Linked DNA regions of Mus musculus: region 1 is linked to region 2. The links are chromatin loops, found by intact Hi-C in ENCODE. Cell type or tissue: left cerebral cortex. All regions are shown on one strand. Each heading gives the region's core, and the rest is flanking DNA. Links, peaks and the distances in the headings are about the cores only. Region 1 overlaps Klf12 (Kruppel-like factor 12). Region 2 overlaps Klf12 (Kruppel-like factor 12).

What was found. Hi-C counts contacts between places; a loop is a spot of excess contacts. Peaks named below come from ENCODE experiments on the same cell type or tissue, not always from the same donor. Only the 100,000 strongest peaks of a DNase experiment are listed, where the experiment ranks them.
Region 1: a loop joins it to region 2, with 2.2 times the contacts of the local background. A loop is called at or near these places in 2 of 42 quality-filtered maps.

The regions. Positions count from the first base shown.
Region 1 is chr14:100,021,077-100,030,246 of GRCm38, forward strand. Klf12 (Kruppel-like factor 12) reads right to left here. Exons shown (of 7, transcript NM_010636.3): 3 at 1,546-2,092. Among named protein-coding and RNA genes, the nearest start is that of Klf12, 120 kb to the right of the region's middle. In left cerebral cortex, for the core only: no CTCF peak of the experiment used is centred there; DNase peaks (open chromatin) are centred at 4,363 and 5,909; H3K4me3 peaks cover 509 bases; H3K27ac peaks cover 785 bases.
Region 2 is chr14:100,101,133-100,110,302 of GRCm38, forward strand. Klf12 (Kruppel-like factor 12) reads right to left here. Exons shown (of 7, transcript NM_010636.3): 2 at 8,639-8,728. Among named protein-coding and RNA genes, the nearest start is that of Klf12, 44 kb to the right of the region's middle. In left cerebral cortex, for the core only: no CTCF peak of the experiment used is centred there; a DNase peak (open chromatin) is centred at 3,926.

The DNA.
Region 1 (9,170 bases), core at 1,418-6,417, 80 kb before region 2:
CAGACAGCAGTTTATGCATTCATTGATCATGTTTTAATCATGGGCCTCAGTAGTAATACAGTGTCAGAGGAAAAAGCAATATTGGGCAAATCTGATCCTAGCATCGTGTCTGGCCTCTGCAGACAAAATACACAAATATGCACTCAGTTTCATAGTGAATAAGTCAATAATATGATATTTTTATATTTGAAGAAGGGTGGTATAGTATTTAGGTTTGTATGTAGAAAAGAAAATAGGCAAAGTCTAATGGGATTTCCAATTTCTTCTATTAAAACTCTGCAAAAGGCAATCACTTATGCACAGAAGGTAACTCCATATACAGCTGCATGACTACCACAATGAATGAAATAACTAGATATTGTAACATCAGCATTTCACAAAGTATCTTCTTACCTCCAAGAATTAGAGGGAACATTAGTGTCCTGCATTGAAATATTTCCATTATAGATCACCGATACTTAAGACAATAGTCATTGAATTAGAAGGTGATTCAAAGCAAACTCTATTTGCAAGTTTAAAGATACACATCTATCCTTGTGTCAGGTTGTGCTGGTCTGAAAGAGAATGGTCTCCAAGGACTCCTCGACCTAATGCTTATTCATCAGGGAGTGGAACTCTCCGCAGAATGAGAAGGATTAGGAGGTGTGGCTTTGCTGCAGTAGGTGTGGCTTGTTGGAGGAGGAAGTTTCAAAAGTCCATGTTAGGCCTCCCGTGTCTCTGCTGTGGATCAGGATGTAAAGCTCTCGGCTACTTCTGCATGTTTCCTGCTATCATGTTCATAAACTAATGCTCTGAAGCTGAGAGCCAGCCCCCAACCAATCGGCTTTCTTTGTAAGATGCCTTGGTCATGATGTATCTTCACCATGTACAGAGTAGTAAATAAAGACAGTCTTTTGTTACATATACCTTGGCTGACTTGGAGCTCTCTCTATAAACCTGGCTGGCCTCAGACGCTTAGAGGTCCACTTTACTCTGCCTCCCAAGTGCTGTGATTGAAGGAAGAGTCTACCACACCTAGCGGAATCATTGTAATATCAAATTATTTTAAAACGCACTCAGAAATAGATGTATAAATTCCATTCAGTCCATCATCATGGCATTTTGTATTACTGCCATCTAAAAATTCTTGTTTGAACAAGTACAAAAAAAAAATCCTTATTTACCTGAAAGCACTCACAATGACTAATGTCTATGAGGGATTTATATATGTTCATTTCGCATGTAATTCTGTTGTAAACAGGCTGTCTATCCCACTTTACCATTCAAAGGAAGCATAATTCTGTAAATTAAGATATCAATACTCTGACACAAAATGGCTCAATAAATACGTATATGGACTTAGCCTAGCTAAGGGAAGTGTCTATAAAAGTGTGGCTGCTTCAAGCAGTGCCCTATTCAATATGGCCAATCATATGGTCTACAAGGTTCTACACAGAATTTCTTTGAACATAGTGTCTGCACACAATCTAGGTTCCAGTCATTGAAAAACAAAAATGCATGGTTTTCTCTGGTGTTGTAAAAACATCAAGATTTCATGTCTCTTACCTTTGCCATGGCTCCTCCCATCCTCCAGGAGCGGTACAACAATAGTGTTGTTCACATTTCCAGGTGACCGTACAGCTGTGTAGACAACCGGCACTGACTGTACCACCACAGGGATTCGATGAACATGACTGAGTTTGTTAGACTGTAAGTTCATGGGACTGGAAGGTGGGACCGGATGGATGATGTGCAAGAACTGCTGGCCGCCCACGCCAGATGCAGAGGCAACAAGGGGTCCTGGAGATAACACTGTTGACGAAGACGATGCTGAAGATACTGATGTTATAACAGTGGGGGATGAGGCTGGACGACTAGAAGAGGATGAAGAGGTTGAAGTTGAAGAAGGTGAGGAGGCGGACGCTGTCATGGAGACAGGGGAGGATGACGCTGCAGTAGGGGAGGTCCTGGCTTTGTTGATTGACAAGTCCACTGGCTCAGTTTGTGTCTGAAAGTGATCTACAGGCAGTGAGTCCTCTGGGGGCTCCCCTTTCACATTATTTAGCAAGAGGGGGACAGCTTCCATATCGGGGTAGTTGTGGACGTTTGGAGACTGCAAGGAGAAAATGGAACAGATTTGTCATTATCGCTGATATATTTCAACAAATATATAACTAATTTGAAGGTGTATTAATTTTTCTCTTATTGCAGGGGAGCATTAGTTCTTTCACTCAAATATTCAAGGAATTTTTCTTTGACAGTCACAATAATGACAGCTAAAAGAGCAAAATGCATCAGAGAAGAAGGAAGTCATTTAACATGAGTATGTTTCCTTTTCATTGGAAGGACGCACATACAGCTTCCTAAGATGAATGCACTGGTTCATACAAGAGGTCACAGGAATTTAAAAATAATCACTAAATCCCTGTAGAATCTTCGAAAGACAAGCTCGGTGTGTAAAACACTGTTTCAGAACTGTGCAAACAGGAGTTATTTAACAACAGCATTCCCTTTGTTGTTCTGAGTTGTTCTTGCACTAGCGGTCTGTCTCGGTGTCTTGTTATGAAGGAATGAGAGCTTTCATTAAATGGACTGAAATACCCTCTCCAGCTCTGGAGTTCTACACTGCGGTGAATGATTTTACCCTAGTGCAACATGATCCTGATCTAGAAAGAAAATATCATTCAGTAGCAATCTTGGGGAACTCGCTGTGACCTTTCTACACTCATGTTCAGCACAAGAACTACTGGGACACGCTCATTCAAAGTCGTCAGAAGGCACACAGTCTTCGCCAGTCTCCCAGGGCCGGTCATCAAGTTATCGAAGTTAAATCACTTGTATGTGTTAGATTTTAACCCTCAATACCCGCCACATTTTATTTTGGAAGATATTGAACACAGTTATGATACCTGAACTAGAGGAAACAGGTTTTAGAAAATCTATATGAGAAATTTTAAATTGTCTACAATCACTTTGTTTCATTTAAAATGATTGTTTTGTTTAGGCTCATTTGTATTCCTGTAAGTTTTATTGAAAAAAGTTTAGCAATAAATAGTCTATAGTTTAATATACTAGTATTCTCAGTATATTATTAATGGACATGGACACACACCTATTAATTCCGAAGTTGAACAAGTACCTATGAAATGCACACATCTGGAACCACATGGCCCATGTTCTATTCCAGTGTGTCAGTAGAGCCTTGATAGAAGCAGACCATAGCAGACTATTTTGTTACACCTAATTTAACCAGGTCAACACTCACATTAGTATTATTCTCTCAGATGAAAACCCCAAATCATTATTTTCTGCTTTCTTATGGTATTGGAACAACAATTATGTGAAGTTGGTCATTTCATGAAAGATTTTCATTTGCTAGTCTTCCTGAAAACATGAAAATGCATTTTAAGGTTTTAAAAGAAACATTGTTCTTAAAAACTTTCATTATTGAATATAAATTATAGTTCTATTCAGAGGACACAATAGGCAGGAGTGTGAGGGTGTTTTATTCTGCCACAATGAAGAGAGAGAAAAAAACAACAAATCAACTGTGGCAGCGGATCAAATGAAAGGGAAATGGGCTGATGTTTTAATGCCTTTTCCCTCTTACCTAAAATGACTGCCTGCAAAAGCACATGAATTAGTGCTATAAAAGCTCCGAGTTCTGCAATGCCTCCTGTATGGAATTCTAACCAGGAACTGCACTTTAGGCATTAAAGCTGAGAAACAATTTAATAAACCATCCCAAACACATTAAGAAACAAACAGCCAAACACCCAAACAATGTAAATTTCACGACTTCCATGCACGTCTGAAGACATTATCACTCTTCCTATTGGACAGGATGCTTACTCTCAGAAGCATCATTAGGGTTTTGTTTTCATAGAATACTATGAGTTGTTTCTTATCAGCATATTACACACACATAGAAAACCCTGGTGGATATTGCTTCCATAACAGATAGAAACTGGTTCAAAATCCAAAATATAAATCATTAAATATATTATTAAACAGTACCAATCTCTTTAATGACACATACCCTGGATCCATTACATATTAGACAAATTCAAGACCTTTAATTTGGAAACGATGGTTATTTTGACTCTATGCAGAAACTGACGTTTGCAGATAAAGAGGTGAGGAGCCTGTAGGAACCATTCCTAACAGAAAGGAAAGCATGCGTTGGTAGACTATGTCAGGAGAACTGGGGCCTATGGAGCTGATAAAGAGGAGGCTCCAGGGCATGCGGCATCACTGAGCTTCAGGAGGTGCCCCATTTTCTCTGTGTTGTGACTGAGAGCCCACCATTTGCCTGGCATTATCTAATCTCCAACTTCCACCAAAAGTCATGCTACAGCATCAGCTAACGACATCCGCTCAGCCTCACTGGAAAGATGATATTTCCATAAAGACAAAGCTCAGAGCATACCTAGCTTTTCCCAGATGCCTGAAAACCGCACAGCTTTCTCCTACGCAAAAACTAAAATAACTAGGAAGCATAAACCAAACCTTTAGATCACACACTAGGGGCCTTGGAAAATTATGTGTAAATTTATAAACACAAACATTACAGAGACACACGGCAGCTCCTCTTTAATATACAGCCGTTGAAATGAAGCCATACATTAAATAATTATGCCCTATCAGTATCAAGACAATAACATCTTTGTTGTACCCTTCATCTGCTTTCAATGTTGACAGGGTATCATATGCCAAAAGCCATTACTACTCTCCGGGGACACAGAACCATGTTGCAGGTAAAAGTGTCTGTACTTCAGCTTTGGGCTGCACAGACCTGTCTGTAAAGTCAGTGATGTGAGAGGACGAGGCCTTTAAACAGCTGTGCTAGACCCTCCTTCCTCCTTTTAAGACATGGAAAATGCCCATAAGACTCCACTCTGCAATCACCATTGGGCATTTATTTGTTTCCCAAAAGAGGAAATTGGAAATGGATTAATTCCGAGGCTTGGTCCCCCTAAGTGGGAAGCTGAAGTGAGGTGCTGGGAATGCAAGTGACCACCAAGAGGGAGAAGAAGCTGAAGGGAAACAGAGAAGATGGAGAGAGTGCAGAGGAAGCTGGAAAGCAAAGGGGAAACTGGCTGGGACACATGAGGGGTGGGGGAGGGGATGACCTCAAGGGGAAGGGAAACCAAAGAGCCAATGAAAAAGAACAAAGATTGTTTTTACACCAGATACTTCTGTCAATAAACGGAAGGATTGTGCAGCGAAATTTCATCAGCAAAGTCTAAATTCTGGACACATCCGTGGACATCTTATCGCTGTACCAACTAAGTGATTTTTGTGGTTTTCTAATACACACCGATTTTTACTTGGGAAGTTGTCATAGAAACTGAATTTCACTGTTGATTCCCCTGGTATGGAAGATGGAACTCTCTACATTCTCCCTGTCAAGCAAAAACAACCCACTCCTAATGCTACAGGGAATACACGGGGATTTTTTGTCAGAGAGCATGACATTTCATTTTCCAAAAGGTTATATCATACCTTTTGGAAGGGTCCACCATAAAATTTCTGCTACTAAATGATATTTTAGGAAATAATAGTATAAATACATACGAAAGTCCAGTACAATACGTCTGACAATATACTTCACATGCCCCAGAAAATATGTGTGCATGCCTTATCACACATACTAGTAGGCTTTACATACAATAATCAACATGATAAAATGTTACACATAGCATCATAGTGACATATTCACTTAAACAACTTCAGGAACACAGCTGAGCCTTCCTAAGCAAGAACCTCCTTCTGGAAGAAATGAAAATGAAACTAAGCATTTTGTTGAAGGAATGTGCAAAGGAACCCGAGCCTCCCGCGGGTTAGTTCCTGGAGAATCGGAGAGAGGTTTCCCTCAGCCAACAATTACCAACAGCAGAATCTTATCATGGTCTGCCAAGAAACATAAGGCATCTTTAATTGAGATCATGTATTTTAATCATCTGTAAATTTTAAAAAGCAACAACTATGAACGGACACCCCGGGAAATCTCTCCAGCAGAACTCAGGAGTCTTCTAGTGGAGAAGGATTTGAAGAACAGGCTAATGAATGTTATCCAAGATGTATATGGTGCCTGCTACACCTTTAATGGGACCAGAGAGTTGGGGATGTCTTAAACACAAATAGTGTAGTGGCAACTATCTATCAACCATTTCCATAAATTATGCTTTATTTTACTTTAAAAAATTTGAGCAATAATTTCAAGCTTATATTTTAGGCAATGTTCTAAAATGATTTCCTTAATATCATGTCTCTATCATAAGCTGTTCTGGATTGCTATAAAAAAGGAAAAGAGTCTTGGAGAAAAATTCCAACGATTTGAAATCATGATCTAACCCAGTTTAATTTTTATTAGCAGTGTCATTTTGAATTTGCTGAGGTTTTAGGATTTTTCAGAAGAGAAAACAGGAACACTAGTTCCAGCCTTGTAAAATTGCTATGAAGGCTGAGGTGATGTCCCCACGTTCTTGTAGCAGTAAAAAGAGAAGAAGATGAGCAGAATTCTTCGTTCTTGGAAGTAAAATCCTCAAAGAAAGTCAACCGATTTCCAAAAGTGTTGGAAAACTCAGTGAAGCAATAAAATCTGGTCCAAGCTTGCCAAGAGTCTCTGCTGGGATGCATGCCTTACAAAGCAAGCAGATACCCATTATGAAATAGAATACGTGGTTCTCACGGACATCACGGAGTTAAAATGTATCCTGAATATGTGAATGCTTTATTTTTCTTTTTTAAAGATTACTTGGATCGATCCACAAGAAATCCACATCATAGCTGCAGGATCACACGTGGTGTGATTGATTTGATTTCTTGATGCTACCATGTAAACAACCCGCAAAGAGCAGAGCTGGTCTATCACAACACTAGTTTAGTTTTATGAAGTTCAGAGTCTCGCTTAGTGTTCAGACTTGTGATTGAAAATATATGTTCTGGGGCAGGAGGGAAAGGCTCAACACTGAAGGATATTTGCTTCTCTGAACTTCAGCTCTTGGCCAACCCTCACATCAGGGGGTTCACAGGCCCCTGAAACTTCAGAGCCAGACTCCACAGCCCTCTTGTGGTCTCCATGGACACCTTTACTTGTGTGCACCTTTACTGCATTATTTTAAATAAGACTATATTTTAATTAAAGGGCCGTTTTTAAAATATGACATTCATCACAACTCCATACCCCAGGATCTTCCTCTGAGCTACCTGATGAGAGCACCCCACAACTGTGGTTGGGTACTTTGTTCTCAGTGTGCTCCATTGAGCCACCTGATGAGAGCACCCCACAACTGTGGTCGGGTACTTTGTTCTCAGTGTGCTCCATTGAGCCACCTGATGAGAGCACCCCACAACTGTGGTCGGGTACTTGGTTCTCAGTGTGCTCCATTGAGCCACCTGATGAGAGCACCCCACAACTGTGGTCGGGTACTTGGTTCTCAGTGTGCTCCATTGAGCCACCTGATGAGAGCACCCCACAACTGTGGTCGGGTACTTGGTTCTCAGTGTGCTCCATTGAGCCACCTGATGAGAGCACCCCACAACTGTGGTCGGGTGCTTGGTTCTCAGTGTTCTCCATTGGATGCTAGAGCACATGATTCTCTGTACTTTTATTTTACTGAAAATGGTACCCACTTGTTGACCTTTCATTGTATATGTCCCAATACTTATTAATTTGTCTTGTTTCTAGAGATTCTTCTTATCCACATGTTCAAGGGCAGAGTGGTAAACAGAAGTGCCATAAAAACGTAAGTTTATAAAAGCAGGAAGGCATAAAGCTATACTAAAGAAAGATAAACTGTCACTTCACATATATTATTCCTGAGTGAGAGGAAGCCACTCACACTATCCTACTCTGATTACCGATATTAAAATTCTTGACCAAGTTCTCTACAGTGTGAAAGGATGACATGTTTGAATGAATATTTAGGTACTGCTCCAAACCAACATCTCAGTTGAAAATGTAGGAAGTGATTCTTCAAGAAAATACGGGACCTGGTTGGCAAGATGGCTCAGCTGGTAAAGGCATAGGGCTTGTAACCTCAGGAATGGGCATGGTGGAAATTCCACTCCCTCAACCTGTCCTGATTGATATATATGCATGTGTGTGCTCTAGCTCTCTCTCCCTACCTCCTTCTCTCTGTCACACACACACACACACACACACACACACACACACACACACACTACTAATAGTGCATAAAAGAAAAACCAAAATGTAAGTAAATCAATGATCTTGTGCTTGGTATGTGTTTATCAGCTTAACTCCCGAACTGAGAATGTGAGCCTTCACAAAGTGTTGAGCACAAACGTGCCCACTGAGCCCAGTCGTTTCCTTATTTCATAGTTGTTATATTTCCTATGACTTTTCACTACAGGGCTTTCCCAAGTTACATCGTTTATCCAAATCAATCAGAATCAACATTTATAGTTGACTCCCCTCTCAAACTCTGGAGTGGACACGTGTGTTGATTTAAAGAAGGGAAAGAAAGGGGATTTTGTGTGTCTGATTTTCAAATTAACAGCAGACATCCATAAGTACCGAAATGATGGACAACTATGTCCAGACATGAATGTCAATATTATATGTAAATACAAAGACCAAAGAAAAGAGAGTGCTAGCATAATGTAATTGATTTCTGTGCTTTACATTTGTTACAACAAGAACAAGTTATTTTGTATCTTAAACCACTTAAATTCTTTTCATCTGGTCAGGTTAGAATTGGTTGCAGTTAGCCAGTGGTCAACGTGACACACATGGAAAAGAGGGATCTAAACTGAGGAAGTATCTGCTTCCACTGGCCCGGGAGCAAGGCCGTGCAGTATCTTCTTGATTGCTAGCTGATGTGATGGTGTTTAAATTGCAAAAGTTCTTGCTTCCTTCTCTCCTCCTTCCTTCCTTCTTTCTTTTTTCTTAGGTGTTTGAGTGTTTGCATGCCGTGTGTGTGTGTGTGTGTGTGTGTGTGTGTGTGTGTGTTTGCAAATGGGTAAGATATCATCAGATGACAACTTGAGGAAGAGAGGACTCTCCTTCTACTTGGAAGGTTGCACTGATCAAATTCAGGTTGTCAAGCTTGGTGGCAAGTGTGTTCCCATTCACTTGCCAAGCCACCTCCCCAACCCTTTGCCTTCTGCACCCATGAGGCACATACAAGTGCACAAGATCGATCCTTTCACATAGAATGATG
Region 2 (9,170 bases), core at 1,857-6,856:
ATTGAATAGTTTGCTTTGGACATATATATGGCTTACCTTCTCCTCGTTAGCAAACTTATAGGCATATAACTTGTCCCAATTTTCAGAAAAGTGAAGATATATAGGTATACATTCCATATATGTCTATGTATATGTATATGGCCACATTTAAGTGAAGAGAACTATTATTTATGTGATTCTCCACCCACCTCTGTGTGTGTATGTGTTTGTGAGTGTGTAACCCGAAGAAAATCTGGCAACAACCTTCACTTATATCTACTTATGAGATAGTAATGTAAAAGTCAGTGACCACTGTGGAAAATAAAATTTATAAAAAAGAAAATAAAAAAGCTAAGGTCATGCAAACAGAGACACGAGTCCTCTGTGTCTGTGTTATGACTGATAGGATAATAGACATTATCGATTTGATAACAATGTCTATGAAAATCAAATTCTATTGCAAAAGAGTTTATGGCAAACGACTGGTAATGTTCTTAGTAATGGAAGCATCTTATTCTTAACAGATGCAATATTGCCTGCGGTTATATGACTCTCAAGATGAGGAGATTGTATTAGTGAAAATAATATCCATCCATCCAGGTCTCTGAACTGTGCCATGAACAAAGGCATGGTTCACAGCAAACACTCATCTTACAGCATCGCCTTCATCTTTAGCAAATACAGTGGCATCATGATGATGCATTAGAAGGAGGCCACGCGTCCAACTTTTATATAAAATTGGCCACAGAAATGGACCCATAATCCTGGAGAGTTGTCTTGCTACTTTGCCATGCCTGACTTGGCCAATGGAGGCTAGGGATTTACATCTATAGTTTGATTAATTCCACTCGATTAAAAAATAATTTTAAGTTTTTAAAAGGGTAATAAAAATGAATGAAATGTTCTCTAAAATTTAAAAACAACAAGTTGGCCTTTTTTTTTTAATGGAAATCGGCTTTGAGTGAATGAACTACCTCAGTCATTATCTTCATAGATTCATCTAAACATATTGTGAAGAAGATGGGGCCCAGCAGGTAAAGGCAAGCCACCAAACCCCGGGGACCCATGTTTGAGTCCCAGAGCCAGATCATAGAAGGAGACAACTCTCTCCCTCAATTTGTCTTCTAAATTTCACACATGAGCAGTGGCACTCACACACACACACATACACTCTACACTCTCACACACACAGAGCGAGAGAGAGAGAGAGAGAGAGAGAGAGAGAGAGAGAGAGAGAGAGAGAGAGAGAGAGAGAGAGAGCAGAATCTTTTCTAAAAGACAATGGAAATAATATATTTAAACAAAACCATCATAAAAAATAACAAGTGGAAAGAAGAAATCCGAAGCTGGGTGCATTCACTGCAGACTACATGCAGTATCTTGACCTCTGTAAGTAAATCTGTATTTACTGGGCCAAATTAAATTAAAATTTTTTAGTAATATGCTTTTGATATTTCTTTTACATCAATATAATACTGGAAATTGTTTATTATCCAATCAATGTGATTATTAGCTAGAAAAGCTGTAAAAATGTAGCTACAAAGACAGACAGTTTGCAATAATGAAATGGTTTCAACTGGGAAGACAGGGACTTGTCCCTAACCATTCTATGCCCACTACTGGTTCTCTGATCTTAGACACAGGGCTATCTCGGCAATCTTGTTGATAGATAGAGATGGTATCACCTTGATGCACTTGGTTCCTAAGCTCTATCCAAGACTATGGTGCTCGGCTGATGAACTGACCGCTTCATCTCTGACAGTAACAAAAACACCTGTTTTGTTGTTGTTGAGTGTGTGGATGCTCTAATTTCTCTACATTTTCTACTTCTCTGTATGTGTACCTGTTTTGGCTGGATGCCAGACACTGCCCTTGTCAATTTATTTAGGGGTCCAGGTTAGTGACTTCCTCTGGGGTGGCTTAGGTTCTGGAACAGGGATGAATTACATACATACAGACCAGTTTGATCTTTTCAGTGGCTGATTCCAGACTGACTAGGGAAGACACTAGTCTGATGTTTCTAGGACTAGCCCACAACCCAGCATCAAGCTGGGGGTCTCTCTGGGCCCTCCCAGGACCCATGTTTGCATTTTGGTTTGCATAGACATGTGTGCTCTAAGCATCAGTTGGCTTCTGTCCCTCTAGATGGTAGATGTGTGCCTTCCTTCTTTTGCAGAAAGCTAATCACCCAGCCAAAGGCTTTGATGCCCTCTGTGAAGGTCTCTGGAACACTATAATAACGCCATCTTTTCTTCCATTGTTGCCAGCTGTCACAGCCTCTCCAGGTTCCATTTTCTGCTCCACATGGAGACACTTGCAGGCCTTTCTTGGTAATTTGCCCGTTTTGCAGCTCTAATGCTACCTGCAGGTCACAGGGAGGCGACCCCTGGTTTTGCTCTTGTGCTGAGGGCCATTGCCTCTTGTACAATAGGTTAAAAATAGGATGTTTGTTTTGTTTCATCTTCCAGGAGTTTGTGTTGGAAGTCGATTCCCACAATAATCAACCCTTCCTGATCAGAAGTGAAATTTTTCCATGGGTTAAGTAGAATATTTTTGTGAGGCACTTCTTAAACTGTATCACCACTCAAATGTGAGCTCAAGAAAACATCTCTAGACAGAGAGAAACACATGCTTCATGGTATACATATGTGCACTCCTGTGGCAAGGATGAGAAACCTGGACCACAGTCTGGCACAAGCTCAAAATTAACCCAAAAGGTTAATTCGCTTCTACTCCAAATCATGAAATTCCTTAAAGCATATGAAGGAATATCCCTTTTTATATAACACACTGACCCTATACAAATGCAAATGTCTCTCTCAGAAAGGATCACGTGTTCCATTCTCCCCATTTAATGAGTCTGTAGTGACAACTGGTCATCTGTGGGAACCTTGAACCACTGTAGCATAATGGGAGGGTGGGGGCTCGGGATGGTGGGTCGCAAGAGAATAAAGCTGAAGGAGAAAGACTCCAGCTAAAGGGAAGGAGGAAGGACAGAATTACCAACTTCCTCCGGTGCCCAGGGCAGGCCCTGTGGGAGCCGATTTCTGTTCCAGTTATATTTCCCTTGGGTACTATCTGTAATTACTATCACAGCTCATTGATTTTCAATTCTTTCTATTAATACATTTATTGGCCATTCTGACATTATTAAATTCAGATCAACTCTGCATCTCTAGTAGAGGATGTCTCTTCCCTAAAAACAGGAATTCTGTGAGCGTAGAATTTTTTTTTCTACTCTTAAAAAAAAAAAAAAGACTTCACACATTAGCATGATCACAGTGCCTGTGTACGCTTTGCTGTGAAGCCATGTTACTAGCACTCTAAGATTTTACTACAGATCAAAAGAGCTCCACTGTGGGTCATCAGAGAATATGAAATGATAAGCAAATTCATATCTCTAAGATAAGTCTACCAATTTCCTAGCAATGCCAGCCCTTGTTCCACAGTGGGAGGGGAAATAATGAGGGCCTGTTAAAGGGCAACACGAGTGGCATTTTTAATAAACGCCTCCTCCTTACTTCTGACAAAATCATTAAAGTAACTGTGTCTAACCAAGCCTCCACACACGGATGTACATTAAAGATTTAATGTAAAATTAAACAAAGATATTCACTAAGGGAAAAGGGAGCCTTGTTGGATTTTTTTGGTCCCTAACATTGCAGAACTGTAACACAATTGCCTGCCTTAAGCAAGCATTCCATAGCCTATCTCCAAGTCCAGCTCCAGTCCTCGCGTCTGTCTATATTCCTTTAGGAGGTGTAAGAATTGAGGTCTCTTTCAAAACAGCACTGGTCTCTGAATCCTCTCCCTTGTGCCGCGTGGCAAACAAGCACTCGCTTGCAATAAACAGTGTCTGAACGAATCACTGTTCACCCAGCCTTGCCTATTCATGAGCTCCTGCGCTGAGATGATGAGGAATAATGAGTACCATAAAGCATGAAGGCTCCTCCATTACCGCTGCTTCACAGAGCTCATCAGGACGCTGCGAGACAGAAACACCTTCAGCCCTGGGCTAGGAGTGTCCTGAAGAATGTTCTGGAAAAGTTCCCGCAAGCTCTCCCAAAGGAAATCAGCAGACTCTGTTGCCTTCCCAACCCCTCACGCCCCTGTGTCTAGAATATTCATGCTCATCACAACTTCTGCTCTGGGTAAATCAAAAGATGCAAGCCTGCCATCCTAGCGCTCTTGAAGGCTAAATGGTCAAGACCTACCTGAGCTATACCTTGAGTTCCAGGCCAGTTTGAACCACTTAGTGTGACCTTGTCTCAACAAACAGAAAGTCAAAGGAGATCTAGCTACCTGGGAAAGCCCTTGCTTAGAATGAGCAATACTTTAGAGTCCAGGGTAGGAAGGAAGGCAATTTGAAATTTACCTTAAATGTATTTGCTAAATCACAGTGTAACTAACATATATGTTAAAAAATCTCTACTAAAAATAAAACCAAAACTCAGGAAAACTGTAGCCAACGGGGATTGCTGTTTTCTTCGGTAGGGAGAGTGTTTATCACCTCTCTACCACAGACAGGCAAGCTACTGTGTGGCTGAGTGGTTAAGCTACTCCCCAGCTAAGGACGTGGGCTGAGAGAGAATTAGCATGATTGACAGAGCTGGTACCTGATGCAATAGGCAGCTGCACTCTCACAGGACCGACTTTAATGTCTTTGCGGTTTTGGTGTCCACGCACAAGTAGCTTCAGTTGGAGTATGACGGCGAAATCTACCACTGGAGGTGCTCTCCCTCACCTCTCGACCCTCTAGGTCATAAGATAGAGAGGACGCCTGGGAAGTAGCATCTCCCCCACAGCATCCCCACTGCACAGATGAGGACAGGAAAGACCAGAGATGAGAAGAAACTGCTTACTGTCGCTCAAGCCGGTAAACTGCGGGGCGAGGAATAAAGTCGTACTTTGTCTTTGACGGAGCCCCTTTTCCTTTACTCGGCCTCCTCTCTAGTATGATAGTTCTAGAACTCTTTTTCGGCTGTCCTCCTTTGCTTAAAAAACACGTTAGAACATCCAACGGCTGGCAGCATTTGGGAAGCTCTTTTAACAGCAGGGTAGATGCACCAGAGGTCACGGACAAAGTCATTCCCTCATTCCTTGCTGTGCCTCTGCAGTGTACCATAAGAGCACATTCCCGTGCTGCAGGCTGCTGAGCAGCATATCCTATGTCAGGACGAGCTTGAAGGAAACTGAAGTAACGGGACAGTGTAGTGATCTGCAACATCACTAAAAGTCTGAGCCTTGGAACTCTGCACAGAGCAAGCTAATGCCTGTATGTGGCTATTCCTACTCAGTTCACATGGCTACAAGACAAGGACCTCTGCCCCAATGAGAATGTTAGTGTCCAAAGTGTGCTAGTCCGTGTTTATGTCCACAGTTACCATATGAGGTAGACAAATCAAGCTGACCACAAGCTGATTGCAGTTACATACATGCCAGGATGGGTAGAATGAATACACATTGGATAAATCACATAAATTGAGCACGTGGCATGTACTCAGAACCAATAAAAGTACAAAGAAGAAATCAAAGAAATATCCCCTACTCTCTAAGAGCTTTCATTCTGACCCAAGAAATATAATCAAAATCCACACTTAGAATTTTCCTTAAGTGAATGGCAGTCAGAACTTCCCAAGAAAGATTTAGCCATGTCCAAATTTGTTATCTATTTGATATTCTGTGATCTGAGGTTAGGGCATGAGGGAAAGCTTTTCTAATGCTGAGAGGTAGCCGTCGAACACCAGAGGAGCTACTTGTGTGTACAAGTAAAACACAAAGACAGCAAGGTGACTCAGATGTGAGCTCGGGTGCTTATTCAGTCAGCTACCCAGTCTATCAACCATGTCCACTCTCCCTCATCCCAGTTATCCTCCACATCTTCCTTCAAGACTGTGATATGTCCTCACTAGGTCCTGAATTCCTGGGAGAAAGTGAAACAGGCAGAGAGCAGTGGACAGCAGGAGGAAACCTGAGGGACAATTTACCAGAAGCAGGACAGAAGAGAGTCTGCCATGGGAAATGGGAACAGAAAGTGCATGAAATTCTTGAATATGTTGCATAGAAAAAACAAGGCAAAACCCCACTTACTTTCTCAAAAAACTTAAGGTTGATTTGTGTATCTTAAAGGCAGTATCGTTGTGAGACATGGCTGTTACAGACTGGACAAAGGTGACAACTCCAGACATCTTTATAGATTGCTACCACATAGCAGGGTCTCCTCCACGTTTATTCCTTGTAACCAGCACAGGTCACCATTTTCAAGACTCCATAACTTCATTTCCCATGAACATCCATTTAAATATCTCTAACATATTGACGTTTTATGACACGTTAACTTCAATCAGCTATCACATGGGAAAGGTGTTAGAAAAATCTTTAAAGCTCTAGCTCTCTTTCTCTAAAAATAAATCGGAGGTGCAGAACTCAGGCTATGCACCCCTTGTCCCATGATCTCTACTGAAAAGTGGTCTGACAGGAAAATCACTAAAATTTTAGATTTTATCTATTTGTAAGGAGAGTCAAAAAATTTAGAAAATGCAAATTATTATAGTCTCTGAAGAGTTGAAGTCATAATCATGTCATTAAACACTACAGGCAGTTTCTCTTAAAGCTTTCCAACAGAAGAAAAGAGGATTATATCAGTAGTAGAGCTAAGAAGTCCATATAAAGCGGAAATAAAAACAAAGACTTTATTTCCTTCCACCATGTACAAGTTAATTAGAGGACCAACATCTGCACCACTCATGGAAGACAAAGTTGATTTTAATGAATAGGAATTAATTAATAATTAGGAGCTCAGGAATGTTTCCTGTCCACATTTAAGGACAAACAGAACTTTCTACAAATCATGTGATGTACAATTCCTATCCACTATAAAACTCTGTGAATATTGGTCTTTATTTACTGAAAGCCCTGAGTCTTTCACACAAACCTTAGTATGAAACTGAAAAATGACCAAAACGTAGAAAGAATTTGCTACATATTGTTAGAGCCTATAAGGCTGGGAACAGTGACCTCTGGTTTTAACCCCCGGTCCACACCATAGCTTATGAGTTTCTGTCCTTTGTGCCCTTCTCTAACATGTACGGCTTCAATAGATTTATTGTTGTTCACGTTGAAGAAAGCACAATAAGATTAAAGGAAAGCTGGGAAATACAGACTGCCCTTTCCTCCTTTCTCCCTATCAGCGAGAAAAGGCCCCCTTCCCTATATTACCATGCAGAGAGAAACGAATTAAGTCTATAGAGCACTGAAGACATATACAAGTCCTTCCTGTTGTTAGGTTAAGTATTCAAAGTTAGAGCCAACTGTACGATTTGAAGGATGGGGAAGGTTAACCTGATGGGCCTGACCGGAAGCTACAGAGGAACACAGAACTTTCCCACAAAGCTTATCTCTGAAGGGCTAACACTGGTCCTGTGTGCTCCTCTCTTTGACGATACTCTCTACTCTCTGAGCACGGAGGGGTCCTTATTGCAGCACAGACCTCAAGGATTGTTAGTGATGAACAGTCTCTACACATTTGATTTCAGTGTTAGAAAAGCCAGTGCCACACATCCAGATGAAGTCCCCTCCTCAGGGGCCATTGGAGAGACCTGATTGGCGCGCAGGCTTGCAGTGAAAAGAGAGGATGATGAGATGCTACAAGGGGCTGCTTAGTGCAGAGGCATGTGGGACTTACTGAAAGAACCAAAGGGCTCCTACAGGTCCCTAACCTCAGCAGCCATGACCAAGATGATGGCACACTAAGATGCTAGGCCTAAGGGTGTTCCAGATGGACATGACCACACTGATTGTCAGCCAATATTTGTGAGGCGATATTAACATTTAAATTTTTTTACAAAGATTTCTTTACAAAATTACTAATGTTTAGTTTTGATTTCTTTTAGTAAGGCATACATTAGTATGGCATAAATGATGGATTTATTTATGTCCCCTGTCAACTTTCTGTGCTGCCTAAGAGGTAGCAGTGTCATAAGGTGTGTCGCCAGTGTGTACCCAGGGATATAGTGATTTCTCCTTTAAATGCCATGGTCAGATGCCCTAATTGTTTATACTGGCCTTATTGGTTTCCATTAGGGAAGCTTTGAATGTTATTAATAATAAAATTGCCAATTGTGGTTTCATATGAATTCTGTGTTCCTAGGTACCCTGTATCCATAAATTAATTTATGAATTTAGCTATGCTTTTGGGTACTTTTCACATTAACTGTCCCGATTTTCTCAACCATCTAGAATTGGAACAGTTTTAAATATCAGGGAGAAGCACTAGATACAATACAACCAAGAAATCCATTTAACCAACAGTTAGCACTCCCATGCCTATTCTCTGCCATTTCCTAACTTAGAATTTTACACTGAGGAGTTACACTCCCATCTTACATTCAATACTTTCTCTTTACTCTGGATTTGGTAGCTTTGCATGCAGCAATTTTCACTCAGCCACAAGGGTCTGTCTCCTCAGGTGCATCATGAAGTCCTAAGTTTCAGAACACCTCAAAGGGGATGCTGGTGTCTAAGGCTGCAAGTGGATGAGAGTCAACCACAGACAGGCTCAGGTGATTCCTTAGGCAGGGGACAAAAGAGACAGGGCAACTCTGCAAGTGAATGGGCCAGTCATGAGAGGGAGGGGGCCTCTGCGGAGGTCTCTGCTTACCCCTTGTTCAGATTCCACAAGCTCGGTTTTGACTCTGACTGCCGGCATTCCATCAAGCATTAGCATTCTGTTCTCAAGGGCGCTGAGATTCTGAGGATAGAAGAAAGAGTGAGATTCAGTTCCGAAGCAGCGCCAGAAGAGGCCATCCCTGGGAGTCTTCCTTCATTGCCAACCCTCAAGTGTTGCTGACCTAATTCTTCAAGAATGGAGCCTAATTAAATGAGGATATCAGCATGACCAATTATCCTCCTATGTGAACTTTCATTTGAAATAATGACTAGGAAGTTGACTAAATCAATGTGACTCTCTGACCCCTGGGTTGGAGGTCAGGCCATAATAAACTGCGGTGTGGAAGCATTACATTAATTTATATGGGGCTGGAAAATTTATCACACCTTCTCAATAGTGGGAGGAAATACACGGCAAGGTTCTTTCTCTTATCCTTAGTTCTGCCAGCTGTCTTGTGTACAGAGCCATAAATGAAAAGTCAGATTAGAGAAAAACCAGAAAACAAACAAACAAACAAAAACTT